Linked DNA regions of Mus musculus: region 1 is linked to region 2. The links are chromatin contacts, found by Hi-C or POLR2A ChIA-PET in ENCODE. All regions are on one chromosome and are shown on one strand. Each heading gives the region's core, a stretch centred on a gene start or an enhancer-like site at or near the end of the contact. The rest is flanking DNA. Distances are from core to core; before and after follow the strand shown. Region 1 holds the start of Pcid2 (PCI domain containing 2). Region 2 holds the start of Lamp1 (lysosomal-associated membrane protein 1).

Evidence for each region. Hi-C counts contacts between places; a loop is a spot of excess contacts on that map. ChIA-PET counts read pairs that join two places held with the same protein, here RNA polymerase II (POLR2A).
Region 1: a map of heart shows a loop between it and region 2 (5-fold over the local background). The contact joins the promoter of Pcid2 here to the promoter of Lamp1 in region 2. A Hi-C loop is called at or near these places in 5 of 37 maps with a recorded cell type or tissue (gastrocnemius and heart). POLR2A ChIA-PET finds 5 or more read pairs at or near these places in 3 of 5 experiments (Patski and embryonic stem cell).

The regions. Positions count from the first base shown.
Region 1 is chr8:13,103,481-13,108,193 of GRCm38, forward strand. Pcid2 (PCI domain containing 2) reads right to left here and starts at 1,863. Exons shown (of 14, transcript NM_178708.3): 1 at 1,295-1,863. The coding sequence starts at 1,330. Cul4a (cullin 4A) reads left to right here and starts at 2,143. Exons shown (of 20, transcript NM_146207.3): 1 at 2,143-2,423; 2 at 2,714-2,829. The coding sequence starts at 2,276.
Region 2 is chr8:13,157,624-13,162,270 of GRCm38, forward strand. Lamp1 (lysosomal-associated membrane protein 1) reads left to right here and starts at 1,538. Exons shown (of 9, transcript NM_010684.3): 1 at 1,538-1,811. The coding sequence starts at 1,766.

The DNA.
Region 1 (4,713 bases), core at 613-3,112, 54 kb before region 2:
GGGCTACGATGTCTGTGATGTTCTTTGGCTGTGGGTTCTGAATTAGAGGTAATTTATTACTGTTAACCTTAGGAAATGGAGTAAAGTTTCCTTCTAGTTTGACCTTGAAGAAAAGTGGACCTCACTCCTTGCTGTAAGGAGTAGACTCCTCAAGCTCCACGTTTCTCTCTTTGAAACATATGCAGGCTCCCCTTGCAGGCCATCAAAACATCACTATGGACTTGGGATAACCCGGAAGCAGCACAAGCATGCTGATGCCATGCCATTCCCTGTGACAGGAAAGAAAGACCTTTATTCCTGGCTCAAGCAGTCACAAGAGTAACAGGCTACTCTTAACCTTATTAACACCGGTAAGGATGGCAAAATTCAACCAACCTGACCCCAACAGCTTCTGGGAAATCAGCACAGGAATCATGGGGAAAGAGAGACAAGCAATTTGTTAACAGGTAGCCACTGGCCAAGGCTATTGCCAGTGTGTTGAAATAAAGACTGGTCTTTTGGCCAACAATGAGATCACTAAGGTTCAAGCGTGATCTCCAGAATTAGCATCTTGCTAAGTGTTAAACATGTGCACTGTAGAGCCAGTCTCTGATGCTTCTGAGCTGGGAAGACTTGGGTTAGCCGCCTACGGAGCTCTTCAAGGAGGGCCTTGTGATGGAATCAAAGAGAATACATATGCACACGCAGCACCGACAATAGTGCCGCTACTTAAGAAGCACACAAGTACTGCTTCTAGTACTGTAGTACCCAAAACTGAGCTGTTTGGGACAGGAAAAGGGGGCTTTGGTAATAGAGCTAAGCGCAAATCCAAGGTTCATAAGCAGCCATGAGCAGCAAGTGTAGTCAGTTAAAACGTTCATCAGTCTTCCCTATCTGGCTGCCCCTTGCACCAGGTGTGTTGCCTAGTGGGATTCACATCTTCAACACCCTAGAAGACGCAATCACGGCCCTCCACCCGGATGCAACAGTGTTTGCCTGTGCCACTCCCAGGCTTTAAGTAAAGCCTTGATGGGCACCGCTGCCAAGAGACACAACGTGCTTCGTGCGGACAGCAGCGCTGACTACACAGACAACCGTTTCTACAAGTGGCCCCGATCTTGCTACCTCCACCTCGGATCCTCCTCCTCCTGGTCCACCGGGCAGCACCTGCAACTTCCGAACAAGGCAGGCTGCCCACCGCGTGCAGCACACCCTCCTCGCCTCGAGGCCAGCCGCAGGACCCCCGGCACCGTCCGACCCGGCCCCAGGACTCACCCCTCGTGGCCCGTAGGCCAGGATACCAAGCGAAACCCACCTGCTGTAGGTACTGGTTAATGGTGATGTGCGCCATAGCGGCGGCCGCGGGTGTTGAGTGCCTCACTTCCGGCGCAGGTCCGTTTCCGCTCCTTGTCCCCACACGGTAACCTCTGCACGTTGGTTCCGGAGCGGGTGAAGGTGGAGCGAGCCGAGCCGAGCCGAGCCGAGCCGGTGGTGAGAGCACTTCTTTGGGGGCAGCTGTCAGCGCGGTCGCCGGGACGCCTCGGGTGCGGCGGGGGCGCGCGCGAGGGCGGAGGACTGACGTGGAGGAGTTCCCAACCGACTTGGGAACGTGTCCCTGGTCACGTCGGTGTGCTAGCGACCCGATTCCTCGCACCCCTCTCCCATGAGGGTGACCCGATCCCCAACCCTCCGTGTGCAGAGGCGCTCCTGACTCTCCCGGAACCAAAGTCCAGAGCCCACTGGGAAGGCGTCCCGCGCACTCCTAGGATGTGTTCCTGAGTCCTCCCACATCTCACACTGGGGCACCCCAGATAAATGGGTGCAGAGCATCCCGTCCCCAACCCCTCGGCGCGCTAGCGCACGGAGCAGCATCCCTGAGCATCCTAGGTGTAAGGTGATCCAGGAGGCAAGGTTGCCGGGTGCTTTTATCCACTCAAGTCCTCGCCGGGGTGTCCTCGTCACGGCCCTCGACGTGACGTGGGGCGGCGAGCTCCGGAGCCCTCGGTGCAGGTGTCACGGCGCCCTCTCGCGAGCATTCGTTGTAGAACGCCTGCGAGTCCCCGAGCCCTCCTTGGGCGGAGTTCGCGCATAGGAGGAGGAGCCGGATCGTTCCGGTGCGCGCCGCGGCGGTTGGGCCTCGGGCGCGCGGACCCGGCCGCGAGCAGAAAGAGGAGGAGCCGAGCGCTCACGGGCGGAGCCCGACAGCAGCAGGAGGAGGAGCCGGGCGCGCACGGAGCGGGCGCAGGGCAGGAGGAGGAGCCGGGCGGCGCGGGGCGGGGCGGCGTCCGGCCCAGCCATGGCGGACGAGGGCCCTCGGAAGGGCAGCGTCTCGGCTCTCATGGGCCGCACCAACGGCCTCACCAAGCCCGCGGCGTTGGCCGGTGGCCCCGCCAAGCCGGGGGGCACGGGAGGCTCCAGGAAGCTGGTCATCAAGAACTTCCGAGGTGGGTGCGCTCCGGTGAGGAGCGAACGGGGCGGCCGGCGGGTCGCGCGCTCGGACAGGGCCTCCTGGGGCTGCCCGGCAGGCCCTGTCCCCGCGCCCCGGCCCGCCTGGTTCCCGCACTGTCCCGTCTCGGCGCCGCAACCCGACTTGTCCCTGCACCTCACGCTCCGCCACGTCCCCGCGCCCCAGCTGGCCCCGATCCCGCACCTCCTGGCTAGCCCGGCCGGGCCCTGCCTCGGTGCCCCGGCCTGTGCTGTCCCCGCGCGGCCGTTGACCCTCTCTCCCCCACAGACAGGCCGCGGCTGCCTGACAACTACACTCAGGACACGTGGCGGAAGCTTCACGAAGCGGTCAAGGCCATCCAGAGCAGCACATCCATCAGGTACAACCTGGAGGAGCTGTACCAGGTGAGCGGCGGCGAGGGCCTGCGAGCACCTGGCTGGGTTCCTCCTCCAGCAGCCACCGGGGCCAACGCTAGGGAGGCCCGCCCGTCCGCCCGCCCGCCCGGGGAGAAGCTGCGGCCCGAGCCTTCCCTAGCGGAAGCCGCGAAACCCTGGGTCAGCAGGTGTTTCTATGGATCGCCGCCCTGGATTAGTGCTGTGTGTTGAGGCTTAGACCAGGCTGCTTAGGAGGTGTACGTTTTCCCAGCGCCAGAAGAAAGGAGGTGTTTGGAGCTAAGAGGCACAGAGCCCCCAGCAGTCTTCAGTGTTATCAGAGTGCCAGTGTGTTATACATGGAACTCAGTACGGCCCCACTTGCTAGTAGGGTCCCTGGGTTGTGACACACACACCCCCTCCCCAACACACACACACTGTTTTGTAGTTTAATTATTGCAAATAAGGTTGCAGACAGATTCTGGTAGGGTTTTTGTTTTGTTTTGTTTTGTTTTTTTTTGAGACAGGGTTTCTCTGTGTTGCTCTGGCTGTCCTGGAACTCACTCTGTAGACCAGGCTGGCCTTGAACTCAGAACTCCACCTGCCTCTGCCTCCCGAGTGCTGGGATTAAAGGTGTGCGCCACCACGCCCGGCGATTCTGGTAGTTTTAACTTAAAGACAAGTTGTGTCTGCAACAGGGGGGGAAAATCATCCGAAGTACATTTTGCTGTTTCAAGCACACTTTTCTGTCATGGTTTTATACAATAACTGCTAAATATTCTGTGTTTTAGTTTGTGATAGAACAAATAATTACTTATATGTTACTTAAAAGTTACCTAAGAGGCTTGTTTTATCCTGGTTACAAACTGAGTGTATTGTAAGTTACAGAAAGCACAAGAAGAAAAGTAAGCAGTGGTACCCGAAGGAACCTGTGGCAGGCCCATCACTCCCAACCCCAAACTCCCAAATCCAAAACTTGTAGTGCACTCATGAAAAAAAGACCCACACCTGACTTCCTCTGCTGGGCCTCAGACAGAACACAGTATATGCTAAAACTGTTGAATAAAATGACCATCGAGCTAGGGCCAGCCAGATGACCCAGTAGGTAAAGCGCTGGCAGAGCCAGCTTGACAACTTGTGTTCGAACCTCAGAACCCTCAAAAAGGTGGAAGGAGAAAACTGACTGGAGACGCATCCCCAGACCTCCAGCCTCTTGACGTGACACAAGCACCCACACATACACTTGGTGTACACACACAATGATAAAACAAGGGATATGGGGTACGAGTCAGCTTTGTGTCTGTTTACACTTGATTCTCAGTACCCAGATACATCATTGTGTATGTGCAAGTATTAATCCGGAAGAAAAACATCTGAAATCCACAACACTAGTAGCCCCAAGCATTCTGGGTAAGGGACCACTGGCCGATGGTGACGGATTGGTGTATATGTGTCTGTTCTTTGTCTTAAGTTTGTGAGTTGATTGTGTATTGAAGGAGAGGATTTTATTTAAGGTTTTGTTTTTGTTTTGTTTAGACAGGGCTCACTGTGTAGCCTTGGCTATTCTAGAACTCACTGTGAACAGTCTGACTTACAGAGATCTTCCTGCCTCTGTCTCTTGGTGCTGGAATTAACATTATGCACTACTACACCCGCCTAAAGATTTGCTTTTATTTTTATTATTTTAAGTATGTGCCTATGTGTAGGTGTGCATATGAATACAGTGTTGGGGGCATGTGACATGTGCTCCAGTAGGTTTATTTTGTTTATTTTATTTTTTTATGAGAAGAGAGAGTCGGTTGGTTTTATTTTTTACGAGATTCACTGTGGGGCTGGAGAGATGGCTCAGCAGTTAAGAATGCTCTTACAGAGGTCCTGAGTTCAATTCCCAGCAACTACATGGTGACTCACAACCAT
Region 2 (4,647 bases), core at 288-2,787:
AGAGGTCCACCTGCCTCTGCCTCCCAAGTCCTGGATTAAAGGGATGCACACCCACACCGTTATATCCATCTTAAAAAGACCCCCCTCCTTTAGAAAGTGATCTTTGACCCATTTCTCCCAGTTTCTTTTTAAAATTTCACTTTATTTTGTGCATGAGAGTTTTGCTTGAATATAGGGTAGGCCTGTGCATCATAGGCAGGTGTGGTGTGCCCTCAGAAGTCAGGAGAGGGCATCAGGCTCCCCGGAACTGGATAGTTGTGAACCATGTGAGTGATGGGACTGGAACCAAGGTCCTACACAAATGAGCCATCTCTCCAACCACTCTTATTCTCCGGTCACAGAATAAACTAGTCCACTACATAAACAGCTTTTAAGTTTTGTTACTGGGTCTACAATTCTGAGGAGGAAGAACTCAGCTTGAATGAAAAATCTGTTAACAGGAGGAATCCTCAAGCTAAAACTTGAGGACTTCAAGGTAGATCTGGTGGTCTCCGGCCTTTAGTCCCAGCACTCTGAAGGCAGAGGCAGGCTGATCTCTTGAGTCTGAGGCCAACCTGTCTAAGTAATGAGTTCTAGGATTGCCAGGGTTATATAGAGAGACCCTGTCTCCAAAACAATATAATAACATAAAAGCTCAGATTATTCATGCCATGGTGGCACACACCTGTAATCTCTGCGCTCCTGACAGGATGATTGCCCAGAGTGTGGGGCCAGCCTGGTCCATGCGAGTTCCAGGTCAACCTGGGCTTTAGGGTGACGCCATGTCCCCAAACATCAAACCAATCCTCGAGTTTTGAGTGTGACATTCACAAAAGAGGAAAATACTTTAGTATTGAACTCTTCATGGAAATAGTCATCTCAGGTAAGATGACCATCCACATGCCCTTAAGCAGCCAGGAATGGTCAAGAACACTGCGCCCACACACATCATCTGAGCACTCAGGAAGCAGAGGCGGGCTGATCTCTGAGTTTGAGGCCGGCTAAAGATATATTCTGAAATCCTATCTCTTAAAAAGTATCTTTTCCACATCTCCCACCATCTACGTATCCTAAAGGACTGTCCTCTGCCTGGATCACCGAATGGGACACATTCGGGGCTGACCCTAGACACTAGTATGTGAGCCTGAAAGTGGAGGTCAGCCTGGGCCTGGGGCACGGGTCTAGATGGGAATACCCACCTCGAAATGGATATGCACACTGTCCTGGGATGTAAACACTGGTATTGACCTAGACATGGCTCTCAACCAAGACTACCACTGGGCTGCAGGCCTTCAGGGGCTTGGACCTGAACTGTGGCATGTAGCTGGCCTACGGGGCTCAGTCCAGCCTTCATGGCTTCCTGTTTCCATCTTCACTTTCTCCGACAGCGTTTCTCCTTCCCTTACTCAAAGCCACAACCTACTTTCCATTTCGGGACACTCGGGAGAAAGGCCGTGGGGGGGGGGGGGGGAAGGGGGTGGGGAGAGGGCAAGATATCACGTGGTCCAGCGCCCACGTGATGCCGACTGGCACGTGACCACATCACGTGCGGAACGGAGCCTCCCGAAGAAGTGAGGAGTAAGCTGGCGGTCCACGGGCTCTCGCGAGACCCTCGGCTCACGTGACCGGCGGGCGCGGCACTGCTCACGTGACAGGCGCTGCCGGCCGCAGGGTCCTCTCCGTGCCGGCGCCGCAGCTGCGGGGCCTCTCGAGTCGGTGGACGCGCCCTCCCGCCGGCCTCGCCGCCCGCGCAACCGCCGTCCTCCGGCCTCGGCTGCGTCGCGCCATGGCGGCCCCCGGCGCCCGGCGGCCGCTGCTCCTGCTGCTGCTGGGTGAGCCCGAGAGGGAGGGAGAGAGAAGGAGGGCCGGGCGGGGTCGGTGTCTCGGGACGGACGGGAACAGAGCGGCAGGCCGGGCGGGGACGGGGCGCCCGGAGCCGCGGGCGTCAAGAAGGCCTCGAGCCGGCCCGCCCGCTCCGCAGTGGCGCTCGCCGCCTGGGAGCCCGTGCGGGCCTAAGGACGTAGGTGCGGGTTGGGAGCCCAGTCTGAGCCGCTCTGGAAGGAGCTGGGCTGGAGTTCCTGCCAGGCAGTGCTGCTGGCTCTGAGCTGCCTTGTGAGAGGACTGGGTGCTGCCTCGGACCCTGCCTGGGGTGCCGGGTGCCCTTCCTCGCCGCTGTATCCCGGCAACGCGGAGCGTTTCGCTGCGGTGCCAGCATCTTCAGGACGGGAGAGAGGTGGCTGGCCAAATCTCCTGGGCACAGAGGCTCACACCCCCAAATTCTGTGACTGTGACTTTATGGAATTCGTTTACCCTTTCTTTTATTTTGCTACTTGTGTGAACTCTCTGGTCCGTGAGAGGTGCGCTTACTCGGCGGTCTTAACCCAGAAGCCTTGCTAAGGGGACCTGTGACCCTTCACGGTTCAGGAGTTGTAGCTAATATACGAGTTGCCGAAACAAGTTCTGTTGTGTCAGAATGGCTTGGTAACTAGCTGGAGTTCAATCTCCAGCACAGCCAAAAACGACTTAAACCCTTAGACTGTTTTATACTTTTAAAATGGGGGGAGGGGTGTCTCACCACCACGCTGGCCTGAAACTCACAGGTTCAGGTTCTCGTAGTCTCTGCTTCCTAAATGCTGATTGGGATAAAATCCAAAGGACAGCCAGGTTAGGCCTCTTCATGTTTTTCAAACTACCTTGTGGCTTGCATAGTGGTTTATACCTTTAATCCTGAGCTAGTGTCAGGACGATCTCTTTAACAAGCCATTCTGGTCTATATAATGAGTTCTAAGACAGCCAGGACCGGAGACCCTGTTGCAAAAATGAAATAAATAAACGAATGAATGAATAAACTAAACTAATCAGTGGTGGCTCACACTTGTTAGACCGTGGAGGCTGAGGCAGGGGAATTTTAAGGTTGGGTCAGCCTGAGTTTGTAATCTAAGCACTTAGCAGGCTTATGTGGGAGACTTTCTGTGAATCGGAGGCCAACCTGGGCTACAAAGTGAGACACTGTTTCAAAGCAAAATCTAAGTGGAGAGGGAAAGTCTGTGACCCTGATTGAGTGCCCCTGTGCCATAAATTGTCCCAGCTTTCACAAAGGGACTTTAACAACTTAGACAGGATCTTGGTTGTGTGACTTCAAAAATAATTTTATCTTAAAAAAAAACCTCTGTAACGATGGGATTGTTAATTGTTCCTACATTAATTGCTATCACCTCCAAGCTGCTTAAGTGCTTAATAGACAACAGACTAGTGTGAACTGAAACTAGTATGTAGGATTGCTTAATGGAACTGTTCGGTTGTTAGGGCTAACCCTATGACCTTCCCCTTTCTGGATGAGCCTGGTCAGTCTAGAAGTATGAGAAGTCTAATTAAAGTTATCCTGGATTGTGGGACCTTGAATTCTTCACTAGATTGGTGGTCCAGCGGTTCAGTAGTCTTGTAATTTTGAGTTCATATTCTGTTAGACCCAACTTAGATATTGTTATCTTGACCTGGCCCTTTTTTGTTTTGCTTTGTTTTTGTTTGTTTGTTTGTTTGTTTTAGTGTATATGAGTACACTGTAGCTGTCTTCAGACAGACCTCTGGACATTGTATCCCATTACAGATGGTTGTGAGTCACCATATAGTTGCTGGTGATTGAGTTCAGAAATTCTGGAAGAGCAGTCAGTGCTCCTAACTCCCAAGCCATCTCTGCAGCCCAACCTGGCCTTTTGTGGACACATAAACTGTGGCACCTGTCCTGGAGTGGCCTGTCTCCTCTGCTCTCTTTCGAGCCCCCAGTCCTGACATATGGGATTGCATGGTGCTTTCATAAAGTGCCAGGTTTACAGCAGTAGTCCTGAACTGGATTTTTCTAGAAGAAGAAACACTTGTCACTTTTCTCCCACAACATTCTACATAGCTTGCCCCAGCCTTATGGAAGGTAGGTAGCCAGCAGGGAGAGAGTCGTGCCTCTAGAGGTGCTAGTTCAGTGTGTGGGGTAGAACTTTGGCCATTTGTTTACATGTTCAAAGGTGTCCCTAGATAAGAAGAAACTGGATTTAAATCAAGCAAAAGAATTCATGGTATGAGCCGGGCTTGGTGGCGCACGCCTTTAATCCCAGCACTTGGGAGGTAGAGGCAGGTGGATTTCTGAGTTCGAGGCCAGCCTGGTCTACAAAGTGAGTTCCAGGACAGCCAGAGCTATACAGAGAAACCCTGTCTCGAAAAACCAAAAAAAAAAAAAAAAAAAAGAATTCATGGTATGGTTGCCTGGAGACAGGGTCTCACTATGTAAGTAACCCAGGCTGGCTTACCCATACTCCTTAACCGAGTGCTGGAAAAGCATCGTGGTCAGTAGGTCGCACACTGAAGCCAGCAAACAGGGCTTCTCCACCTCAGCAGGATGGAAGAATAGTAACCACCTTTTCAGGTTGTCATAGTAATTTAATTGAAAAGTGCTTTGAGCAGTACTTGTCACAAAGTAAAAGTGTCACAAGTACTTGTTAGGCAGCACTTCCTGGGTAAAGAAGAGAGCCCCAAAACAAAAGTGGCAAGGCTGGTGGAGTGGAAGACTTGTGGGGTGTTCTGACAGCGAGCCTCTCTGGCTCTGCACTTCTGCCATTGTCAGTTGTGTAATCTCAAGGTGCTTAGGTGGCCGCTGCTGGCTCCAAGGTCACGGAGCTT